Linked DNA regions of Homo sapiens: region 2 is linked to region 1. Evidence: chromatin contacts called from ENCODE Hi-C or POLR2A ChIA-PET data. All regions are on one chromosome and are shown on one strand. Each heading gives the region's core, a stretch centred on a gene start or an enhancer-like site at or near the end of the contact. The rest is flanking DNA. Distances are from core to core; before and after follow the strand shown.

Region 1 (5,504 bases), core at 1,946-4,445:
CGGCTAATTGTTTGTATGTTTATTAGAGACGGGGTTTCACAGTGTTAGCCAGGATGTTCTCCATCTCCTGACCTCGTGATCCGCCTGCCTCAGCCTCCCAAAGTGCTGGGATTACAGGCATGAGCCACCGCGCCCGGGCACATTTTTAACTTTTAAAATATTTTTAAATGTTGAAATCCCTACAACAAGGCTTGAATTCCTTATTCACCGTATGTTGTAGATGAGGGGAAATTATCGGTAACAAGTTCACAGCTAGTAAGAGCTGGAATTTGAATCTAAGTGTGCCTAACACAGTAGTTCTCAGTTGGAGGAGATTTTGGCCCCTAGGAGACATTTGGTAACGTCTGGAGATACTTTTGGTTGTCAAAACTGGGAGCTGGGGGTGGGTGGGTGTTGCCACTGACATCTAGGACAGAGGCCAGGGACCACGTGGATGTCCTATTGTGCACCCGGTAGCCCTCCCACAAGAAATTATTCTACTTAAAATGCCAGTGGGTGCTGAGGTGGCGAAACCCTGGACTCGAAGCCTGTGCTTTTGACCTAGGGGGTGGGGTCAGTGTTCAGAACAAAATGGAAAAGGGTCACCCCAAGGGCCGTGAGTGGGAAAGGGATGGGATTTCTATGCTCAGGATAATGGAGAATAGGGGCCACTGGTGAGGCTTCACTTCCTTCCATGCTTGGCCAGGGCCCTGCTCAATTTCTCCACGCCTTGCCAAGTCAGTCCTAGGACTTCACACTAAGCTTGTCCTGGAGTGACCCTGACTCCCAACTCAGGATCGAGGCAAAATATTTACCTGGGTCTTCCCAGCACTTCCCAGCCAAAGACGCTGGCTTCTGGGGCCAACGTGTCCCACCTGCAGTCCTTGAGCAATTAGGACCCTTGCTATGGGGGGTGGCCATGTGGGCAGGGCACCGCCAAAAGCCAAAAATGGAGCGGCCCAGGGACCAGGTGGCAGCTGAGAACAGTTAGAAGTGGAGTGAATGCGGCCGGGCGCGGTGGCTCACACGCCTATAATCCTAGCACTTTGGGAGACCGAGGCGGGTGGATCACCTGAGGTGAGGAGTTCGAGACCAGCCTGGCCCACATGGCAAAACACCATCTCTACTAAAAATACAAAAATTAGCTGGGAGTGGTAGCGCACGCCTGTAATCCCAGCTACTCAGGAGGCTGAAGGAGGAGAATCGCTTGAACCCGGGAGGTGGAGGTTGCAGTGAGCCGAGATCGCGCCACTGCACTCCAGCCTGGGCAACAGAGCGAGACTCTGTCTCAAAAACAGAAAAAAAAAAAATAAATAAGGAGGTGGAGTAAATGGGCAAAAGCAGGAGGATCCCATCAGCAGACACCTGTCCATGGAGGAATAGGGCAACTTGAGTAGGAAGTAGGGGGCGGCTGGCCTGAGAAGCAGCGTTCTGAACCCCAAGTTTGCTTCCCATAGCCATTCCTCCTCCCCAGGCTTGGTCCTCGGGTTCACTGTACCCTCCCCAGCGCCAGCCACCATTCTGGACCTCCCCAGTACTGGCCTTCCCCTAGACCAGGGAGGGTCTAGACCACAGAGTCTGAATTTACTGTGCTAACAGGAAATACCTCTCTTTCCAAGCCCAGAGCCTCTGAAGAACTAAGGAGCAGAGCGGGGTTGGGGTTGGGGGAGACAGTCTTGGAGTGATGGGGGAAAAGAAAGATCATACAATCACATCCCCCACGTTCTTTCCTTCACCACCCATGGGAGTGGATAAGGGGATGGAGGAGGGTAAGCAAGGAGGAGGATGTGGTAACAGCTGATTCGTCCCCAGAGGTCACACTTTCCAACAATCAGCTGTTACTGGGGCGCAAGGCAGGAAGTTTCCTTAAAGGCGCAATGTCCTGAACGCAGGCTCAGAATTTTGGAGCTCCAAGTGAACCTTATCAATTACCTGATGGAGTGCGTATTTAACAGAAGGAAGGATCTCACCCTCCAGCCTCATCATTCCTGCTTAGTTACCCTCAGCCCCTATTTGGAGCTGAAGGAAAAGGCATGGATTTCAGTCCACATGTTCCTCTTTGGGGGACTTGCGGGGATTGATAAGGTAGGGCAGGTCTCCGGCTTGCCCCTTTAAAAACGCCGACCAGCAGCTTTTGCCAAGTCACTGGGTTCATTTCACTTTTTGCCCATCCCCCGCTCATCTAGACTCTGATTGGCCCCTGGGGAAGGAGCAGCCTGCTCATTGGTCTCCACCTTCGAATCTCTTCCCTAAGTAGGCCTGAGTCAGTGAAGAGCTTTGGAGGGCGGGACTGAATGGGGGTTAATCAGAGGATGCGATTGCTGACCCTTTGCACTTTGGCATGGCCCATCCCCTAATTTCTGACCAGAAGCCCTCCCTCTACCCTAAGGTGAGGACTGTGCTATGAATCTTTTGTTAGAAAGCTACCTCTTGGGAGGCTCTGGGGGCTCTTCTGGGACTGGGAAGAGACATCCAAGAAAAAAAGCCTCCTGTGGTTAGGAAGAGCCCCCAGGAGGAGTGGGCTGGGCGAGGCGAGCACCCTCCCTCCTCCAAAAACCCTGGAGAGCTCTCCAACGGCAGTCTCTGCTGCCCTGGGGGCTGACGCTCTGCCCACTCCTGCTCCTTGGTCCGCTCCACCTTTCCTTAAAGAGCTATAGCGTCCCGCAGAGGCCGGCGAGTCAGTTTGGGGAATGTCTAAAAGAAGCACTCACGACTCCAACAAGGAGGGGCTGTCGCCCTTTAAGGACTTCCCCGGGCTGGATTCCGAGCTCAGTTTAAAAATGCCAACTCACAGAGCGCGCTGGGTTCTGGGAACGACGGTGTCAGGCTGAGAACTACACGGACCAGCATGCATTGCAAACGCAGACGCCGTGGCTTTCGCCTGCTCTTTAGGACTCTCGTTTGACGTAGCGCTTTTCTAAGCGGGTCGCTGACGCGGAGGGCTGGGCCACACCTGTCCGTCTATTGGCCGGCTCCTCAGTGGGTGGGCGTGGCTTCGTGCAATTCCGCCCGGCAAAAGGGTGGCCTCCTTGCCAATCAGAGCCAGGGCGCCCGGAGAGGCGGGACCAGGGCGAGGCCCCGTCGGCCCCCGGGTGGGCGGGGCCACGTTGCCCAGCAGTGGGCGGTGATTGGCCCCGGGCCGTGCATTCGCAGCTCGTGCGTCACGACGCCGCCAGCTGATCGGAGCCTGGAGCCGGTGTGTGCTGGGTGCCGAGAAGAGACAGCGCCGCCGGCCGTGGGGAGCGGACGCAGTGATTTGCTCCCCCTCGTGCAGCAACCCCCACACCCAGCACCAGGTGGGTGTGAGCTGGCGACCCGGTCACGCAGCGGGGAGCCGCGGTAACGGGATGGAGGGTGAAAGTGGGGTCCGGGCGGCCACACCCAGCCCTTCCGGGAGGAGAAGGGGCGGCGGGGGCAGGGGCGCCTCGGGGAGAGGGGCCTGGACTGGCCGGGTTAGTGTGTCAGGAGCTACGAGGAAAGAGTCTGGGACGGGAGTCGTGGCGGAAGGGCTGGCGGAGTGGCGGGGGGCGGGGGGAGAGCCGAGGGGCCGGAGGGCCGGGGGCGGCTCACCCGGCGGCCCCCGGTCTGAGGATACAGGGGCCGGCCATCTAGCCTGGGGAGGGTCTGGACCCCCCGAGCGGGCGGCGAGGAGGTGCTTTGCCTCTGCCGGCGTTCACTGGGTCAGGGCCAGTTCAGCGCCCTGGCAGGGAAGGGGTCGCTGGGCGGGCCGGCCCCTCCTCTCGTTCTCTCCAGGGGATGTTATGTAAGGGGGGAGGGGAGAGGAGTAGGGGGCGGCGGTGCCGGGGCCTTATGCAACCCAAAGGTTAGGGTTTCACCGTGGTTGGGCGGGGGGAAGAGGGCAAGAGGAGGGCCTGGAAACTCTAACCCCCGCTCCCCAGACTAACTGGCCGTCTTGGGCCGAGAGAAGGTCACCTCTGCACCTCCCCCCAGCCTGTCCGATTGTGAGGCCCCTAGCCCAGGCCTGGCCCTGACTGCCTGGGAAGCCGGCTGGCTGGGTGGGGCGCCTGGGTTAGTCATCACTGGGCTGCCTCTCTCCCCACCTCTCGGCCAACTCTTGGCCCCTCCCCATGGCCTCCGGCGAGGCTGTCACCCCCACCTCCCTCCGGCCCTGGTTCCAGCCTCCAACTCCTTTGGCCTGTCATCCTGGCTGTCAGATTGGGCTAGGAGCTGTCAGAGTGCCAGAGGGTTGATGGAGCAGCTGGTCAGAGGGTCAGTGCCCTGGGCCCACCCCGCCCTGCAGCCAAGGGCACCTGCTTGGCACAGACTCTCAGCAGCTGCTGAGTCCTCTGGGTTGAACAGAGCTATCTCAGACAGAGGAAGGTCGGACGGAGTTGGACTGGTCACCCAGGGGAAGGAAGATACACAAAGTTCATGCCTCCCAAGAGGGTTTCGGAATTTGAACCGCACCCCGTATCCCCCAATCTTTCTTACCCTCTGAGTATAGAAATTCCAAGGCAAGACCGCCTTGGCCCCTCAGCCTGGCGTGGGCCATGCCCTTGGACTGAGTGTCAGCACGGACCCGCCCTCCCCAGCTCACATCCCCCGAGCCTGCCACGCCCCCAGCCCCCTCCCTGGGCCATGCTGCAGGGCCCGGCTTTTCCTGCTGATTCATGCGTTGGAACTGTGGGGGCGGGGCTTGGAACTTGGAACAAAGTTCAGACATGGAGGGGCCGGCAGACAGCCTGGAATTCATACCAGATGTACCCGGAATGCGCAAGCGGAATGCCTGGCATCTGAGAGTCCTGGGGAAGCTGCCCAGCCACCCTGCCCATACCTCCCTCCCCTCCAGCCTGTGGTCCCCTGCCCGCCCCTCACAGCCCCGGCCACCCTGCCGATACCTCCCTCCTCTCCAGCCTGTGGTCCCCTGTCCGCCCCTCACAGCCCCGGGGGCCTCTGCTGACCTTCTTTCAAACGCTAGGCCTCCTCCCTTCCTCACTCTTCCCCAATCCAGGCCCCCAGAACTCTCCTTCCAGCTGAACTCCCTGGGAACAAGTCAGTTGGGCTGATCACTGAACTCACATTTCTGGACCTGAGGTACCACACTTCTAGTACCTGCGTGCTGGTGGGGTGTGTCCAGGGTCCCGGGCCCCACCCTGTCTGAATGCTGAGGAGGCTGGGCCCCCAGGGGCCGCTAGGGCAGGGGAGGGTGAGAGCAGGACTGGGTTTCTCTAGACTCCAGTTCTGGAAAGAAGAGCAAGGGAAGTCTGTTTACAGCCACCTCTTGCTGCTCAGCGAGGTTAACAGCTTCCGCGGGCCCAGATCAGAGCTGCAGCCCTGCATTAGAATCTCAGAGGTCTACTGGGGCAGGACCCTGATGGCCAGCGAGTGGGTCAGCGTTGCAGCAACATGCCCTGCTCAGATCTTTCCCATTTTCCCTCCCTTTCCCTTAGGAGCCTGTTCCTCTCACGCCCTCACCTGGCTGAGCCGCAGTAGTTCTTCAGTGGCAAGCTTTATGTCCTGACCCAGCTAAAGCTGCCAGTTGAAGAACTGTTGCCCTCTGCCCC
Region 2 (5,504 bases), core at 1,297-3,796, 570 kb before region 1:
GCAAATTAAAATAAGACATAACAATAGATACCGATTGTAAGTTGTATCTCTGTTTTGGAAATTTTTTCATATGAAAAAATATTTTATAGAATTAATATAATACAGTCTCAAATCAGGTGAGTAGTGTAGATAGAAATTAGTATGGATTGGAATAATAATAAAAATAGCTACCAAGTAACTGTAATGGTGTGCCAAATATTCTGTTAAACTATATGCATTATATAATTTTAATCTTTTTGGGAGCCATATGTTGTAAACATTTCCATTTTGCAAATAAGGAAACCTCTCTAGGTTAACGTGCTGTGTCATACCTAATAAATGCAAGACCGAATTCAGACTCAGGCACTGACCTTAGAACCTGCACCTCTAGCCATGCCAGGTGAATATAAGATAGGAGTTTTGAAGAATGGGTAGACGCTGGGGAGAGAGAGAAGCTAGCATTTTAAATGTATTTTGAAACAGTTATGGAAAACATTGAAAATGTACATGAAGTTGGAGAAAAAGTGAGAAAGCCTTTTGGATATTCTTTCTGCCTTTGTTTCAATGTTTTCCTTTTTCCTTCTTTCTGACCCACTTCCTTTTTCTTTACTTCTTCTTTTCCCTATTAATTGCTTATAAATAGACTTGCTGAATTTCTTGAATAATATCCATAAAATGTTCAACTCAGCTACTTATTTATTTTAAAAAATTATCAATAACAATGGCAACATCATTGATTAAGTACAGTTAAGTGTGAGACAGTGGACAACACTTTGTAAACCTGAGGATACTCCTCCATTGGGTATTATTACTCCCATTGTAATGTTGAGGATATAGGAACTCAGGAAGATTATTACATAATAATGTAATAATCTTGGAGTCTTTTGTCCAAAGTTTCCGAGTCAACTCCTGGATTAGCCAGTATTTGGACCAAGGTCTGTCTGGCTTGTAATTTCGTGATTTCATTATAGCATACTGACTCTCTGATAAGAACAGGAAATATAAAGTGAATTGAACATCATGCTTTTTCTAAGAACAAGATGTAATTTCTGTTTATATTTTAAGAGCCTGTTTATTCCTTTCTCTCCTTATGAGTACTTGGTTCTTGGAGCACCTCTGCATGTAAGATATAATACTGTGCAAGAAGAGATCTGTGATGTAATTGCAATGGCTTCTCCTGTGGATAGCATTTCTGATTTTGTTGTTGGGATTCCTCTCAGTTTGGGAGACAGGCTGGGAGAGATAGTAGGGTTTCCTGAGTCAGCTGCCTCTTGCTGGAGTTAGGACGAGAATTGGTTGACTGAATGTCTCTGGCCTCTTTCCACAGAGGAGGAAGCTTGACGCTGTCTATTACTATATGCGCAGTTTAGCTGCCAGCAACCCTATCCTGACTGCCAAGGAGAGTCTCATGAGCTTGTTTGAAGAGACCAAGCGGAAGGTGAGTGGGGATGTGGCAGAACCCTTCCTTCCTCGAATAGTGCATTTCCCTGAGTGTTGGTGTGCCCTAGCTCTGCGCACCGGCAGGATCGTAGCCAGTGAGGTTTATCCAAGGTGCAGTTATTGCTCAGTGTCTGTGTGTCCTCGGGGAATGACTCATAGTGTCCTTAAATGGTCCCATCAGACTGTGCTGGTGGGTAGTTGGTCAGCCCCTGTGCAGAACAAAACTGTGATCTTCAGGAGAGCTTTCAGGGGCCCTTGGATGTACATGTACGTGCTCTACAGCCTTCAGTCTACAGAATTAATAACTATATGAAACAAAGCAGATGACACTCTGCTACTTTGGGACTGTGGTACAGTATTTTTATTGTCAAATAAATACCGGTGAGGTGAGGCTTTTCTCTTTGTAAGCTGAGTCTCAGGAAAGTCTGAGCTCATGTGTGTTTTTTGTTTTTGAGACAGAGTTTCGCTCTTGTTGCCCAGACTGGAGTGCAGTGATGCGATCTTGGCTCACTGCAACCTCTGCCTCCCGGATTTAAGTGATTCTCATGCCTCAGCCTCCCGAGTAGCTAGGATTACAGATATGCGCCACCACACCCAGCTAATTTTGTATTTTTAGTAGAGACAGGGTTTCACTATGTTGGTCAGGCTGGTCTCAAACTCCTGACCTCAAGTGATCCGCCTGCCTCCGCATCTCTAAGTGCTGGGATTACAGGCGTGAGCCACCACACCAGGCCATGAGCTAATGTGTTTGTATGTTATATAGGCAGAACAGATGGAAAAGAAGCAACATGAGGAATTTGACCTGAGCCCTGACCAGTGGCGGAAAGGAAAGAAGTCTACTTTCCGGCATGTTGGAGATGACACCACTCGCCTGGAGATCTGGATTCATCCATCCCATCCACGGTCTTCCCAGGGCACTGAGTCTGGGAAGGATTCTGAGCAAGAGAATGGGCTGGGCAGCCTGAGTCCCAGTGATGTAAGTTCCTGAGAATGATGCAATGAGCCAAACTAGCTCAGTAAGCCTGGGTGCCCTGGTTCATACAGCTGTGAGGCACAGATACTTCCCACTGATTGCAAGGAAGACAAACCACTTGAGGCTCCCTGATGGTCTTTTCCCTTCTCATGTACGCTTCCTTTATCTTTATTATGTACTTCCCTCTCTCACCACTATGTGTCACTGCAGAATTTAGTAAAAGTAGGATTAGAATTTTTTTTTTTTTTTTTTTTTTTTTGCTGCTTTTTGTTCAGCGTCATCAACATGATGCTTTAGGATTCTATGTGGGATTTTGTACTTATCTTTTCCTCTTGGTTGACCTTATATTCCGAGAATGAACTAAAGTAGCATGGATAGGTTAGTTAGTCTGATTTGTGATGGGCTTTCTATGGGATATCCTCTTATAACTCTTGGGCGGGGACTTTTTCCTTTAAGCCAGGAGAAATGACAGTAGAAAAATCACAGGCTTGTTTAGAAGATTTCTCCTCTTCATTGACTCAGTAAGTAATTATCGACAGTGTGCCAGTCACTAAAGATAACAGTGAACAAGATCTCTTGCTGTCTCAGTGCATTCTAGTGGAGGACGCAAGAGACTTAACATTGTAATTACTTCTGTTTTTGGGGTGCACACCCAGTATATGAGAGCACATAGCCATGGGACCAAAGCAGCCATTGGTCAATTGAAGTATAAAGAACAAGTAGGAGTTAGCTTGAGAAGGAAAGGGAGGTGGTAAAGTGATTCCCAGGCAAAGGAAATAGCATATGCAAAGGGCTGAGGCTGGCTGGGGGAGAGAGAGCACGGTAGGTGGAAAACTGCAGTGGCTGGTTCGTTGCGCCTTAAGGGTAAAATTCACCCAGTGGGTGGTGTAAGCTGGGGCTAGATGTTGAAGGGTCATATGATAAATTATTTGACCTTTATCCTGAAAATAGTAGGAAGCTATTGGATGCTTTAAATAGGGGAATAACATCTGCTCTTCAGAAATAAACCCTGGCCGCTTTGTAAAATGTTTGGAGAAGAGTAAGACTAGAAATAGGAGACAAGGAGGGTGCTGCGGTAGTTCCAAGTGAGATATGAAAAAGACTTGAACCAAGAAATGGCTTTGGAGGTGGGAAGAAGTGAACAGACACAAGTCATATTATTACAGTAGAATCCAAAAGACTTGGTTGAACGTGGGGAGCTCAGGGAGAAGAAAGAGTCAAGGTCTGGTGTGGTGGCTCCCATCTGTAATCCCAGCACTTTGGGAGGCCAAGGCAGGAGGTTCGCTGGAGCCTAGGAATTCAGTACCAGCCTGGTCAACAAAACGAGGCTTCTGTCTCTGTAAAAAAATTTTCAAAATTGGCTGGGCATGGTGATGCGGGCCTCTAGTTCTAGCTACTCAGGAGTCTGAGGCAGGAGGATTGCTTGAGTCCAGGAGTTCAAGGATGTCATGAGCTATGATCCAGCGTAGGTGCCAGAGCAAGACCCTGTCTCAAAAAAGTCAAGAATGAGCCCAAGAGCGTCAAGGCTGCACCACTGCACTGCAGCCTGAGTGATGAGTGAGACTCTGCCTTCCAAAAAATAAATGAATACAATCAAAAACAGGGTCGGTCTCTGTTGCTCAGGCCAGAGTGCAGTGATGCGATCGAAATCCTGAGTTCCAGTGATTTTCCTGCCTCAGCCTCCTGAGTTGCTAGGACTACAGGCACATGCCACCACACCCAGCTAATTTTTTGTAGCGATGGAGACTTGCCCTGTTGCGCAGGCTGGTCTCAAACTCCTGGCCTCAAGCAGTCCTCCCGTGGCCTCCCAAAGATCTGGGATTACAGGCATGAGGTGTATCATGTCTGTCCCATTTTATTTCTAATTATACAAATAATAGATGAATATATTTTTGGTAAAAACTTTAAATTCTTGTAGGTAGACTACAACGTGGTAATTTGTTTTCTAAACTATTGATGAAACTATATATTTTTAGTTTGTACATCATCCTTGGGTAACTATTACCCTTAATTTTCTTTAAATTTAAATCTTTGAGTTTGAGCTTTTCATTTTAGGCTACCAGCCCTCGAAGAAATCTGCAGTTTCTGGCCTGACGCGGTGGCTTACGCCTGTAATCCCAGCACTTTAGGAGGCCGAGGCGAGCAGATCACAAGGTCAGGAGTTCGAGACCAGCCTGGCCAACATGGTGAAACCCTGTCTCTACTAAAAATGCAAAAAAATTAGCTGGGCGTGGCAGCGCACTCCTGTAATCCCAGCTACTCGGGAGGCTGAGGCAGGAGAGTTGCTTGAACCCGGGAGGCGGAGGTTGCAGTGAGCCGAGATCGTGCCACTGCACTCCAGCCTGGGCAAAGAAGCCAGACTTTGTCTCAAAAAAAAAAGAAAAAGAAATCTGCAGTTTCATAACTTTTCATTTATCTATCCAGGAAACCACACTGCCATTTTTACCTGCTTTCTTAGGCCCAAGTTAGCTTCCTATATTCTTTTTTTTCTCTCACAGTAGGTCCCAAGAGCTTAGCTTGCTTTCTCTGTTCCTTGGAACACACACATTGATAAGAAGTAAGCATTGAGGATAGAGAAATTAAAATAACCAAAAATGATTTTTAACCTCAAAGAGCACTTGGTCACGTGAGGAAGACATAGGTGTGTCATTATAGTTCCGTGTGGTAAGTACTGTGATAAAGGCAAGCATGAGAGGCCGTGGGAGCATGCAGTTGGAACACCTAATCCAGTCATGGTTAGGGAAGGCTGGGGCGAGGCCGCATTTTGCAGCTTAAAGATGTCGTAAAGGCATTTCTACTTGGAGGCATGAAAATGTGGATGAGGCATGGAGGCTTCAGGAACTGCGAGTAGTTCAGTATGGCTGGAGTCTAGAGTGTGAGAAGTTCTCCTGTGAGCGACTGGAGTCGTGCTTGACATGTTCCTTTCCTCTGTCCCCACATCCAGTCAGTACCACCTGGTATTAGGAGGTGGATACTGTTGAGTCCACCTCCTAATCGTAACTTGAAGCCATCCACTTCTCTCCTTTCTCATTGCTGCCATCGTAGTTCAAGCTATCACCATTTCAGTAATCCATATACTATGGAAAGAAGTTCATAATGGTCTTTTCAGATT

Evidence for each region. A loop is a pair of places that touch in the nucleus more often than their neighbours do. ChIA-PET counts read pairs that join two places held with the same protein, here RNA polymerase II (POLR2A). Pooled maps may share reads with other maps.
Region 2: a pooled map shows a loop between it and region 1 (4-fold over the local background). The contact joins the enhancer-like site here to the promoter of MIR22HG in region 1. A Hi-C loop is called at or near these places in 1 of 168 maps with a recorded cell type or tissue (CD4-positive, alpha-beta T cell) and 5 of 50 pooled maps. POLR2A ChIA-PET finds 5 or more read pairs at or near these places in 3 of 52 experiments (HEK293, activated T-cell and activated naive CD4-positive, alpha-beta T cell).

The regions. Positions count from the first base shown.
Region 1 is chr17:1,713,901-1,719,404 of GRCh38, reverse strand. It overlaps MIR22HG (MIR22 host gene), which reads left to right and starts at 3,195. Exons shown (of 3, transcript NR_028505.2): 1 at 3,195-3,275; 2 at 5,391-5,504. MIR22 (microRNA 22) reads left to right here and starts at 5,418; the gene lies at 5,418-5,502. It also overlaps a transcript of WDR81 not described here. RefSeq lists an enhancer at 2,407-3,048.
Region 2 is chr17:2,279,538-2,285,041 of GRCh38, reverse strand. It overlaps SMG6 (SMG6 nonsense mediated mRNA decay factor), which reads left to right. Exons shown (of 19, transcript NM_017575.5): 7 at 1,307-1,417; 8 at 2,183-2,395. Among named protein-coding and RNA genes, the nearest start is that of SMG6, 21 kb to the left of the region's middle. Within about 2 kb of position 2,546, at least 2 of the 41 ENCODE cell types and tissues checked have a DNase peak (open chromatin) inside an H3K27ac peak, as active enhancers do.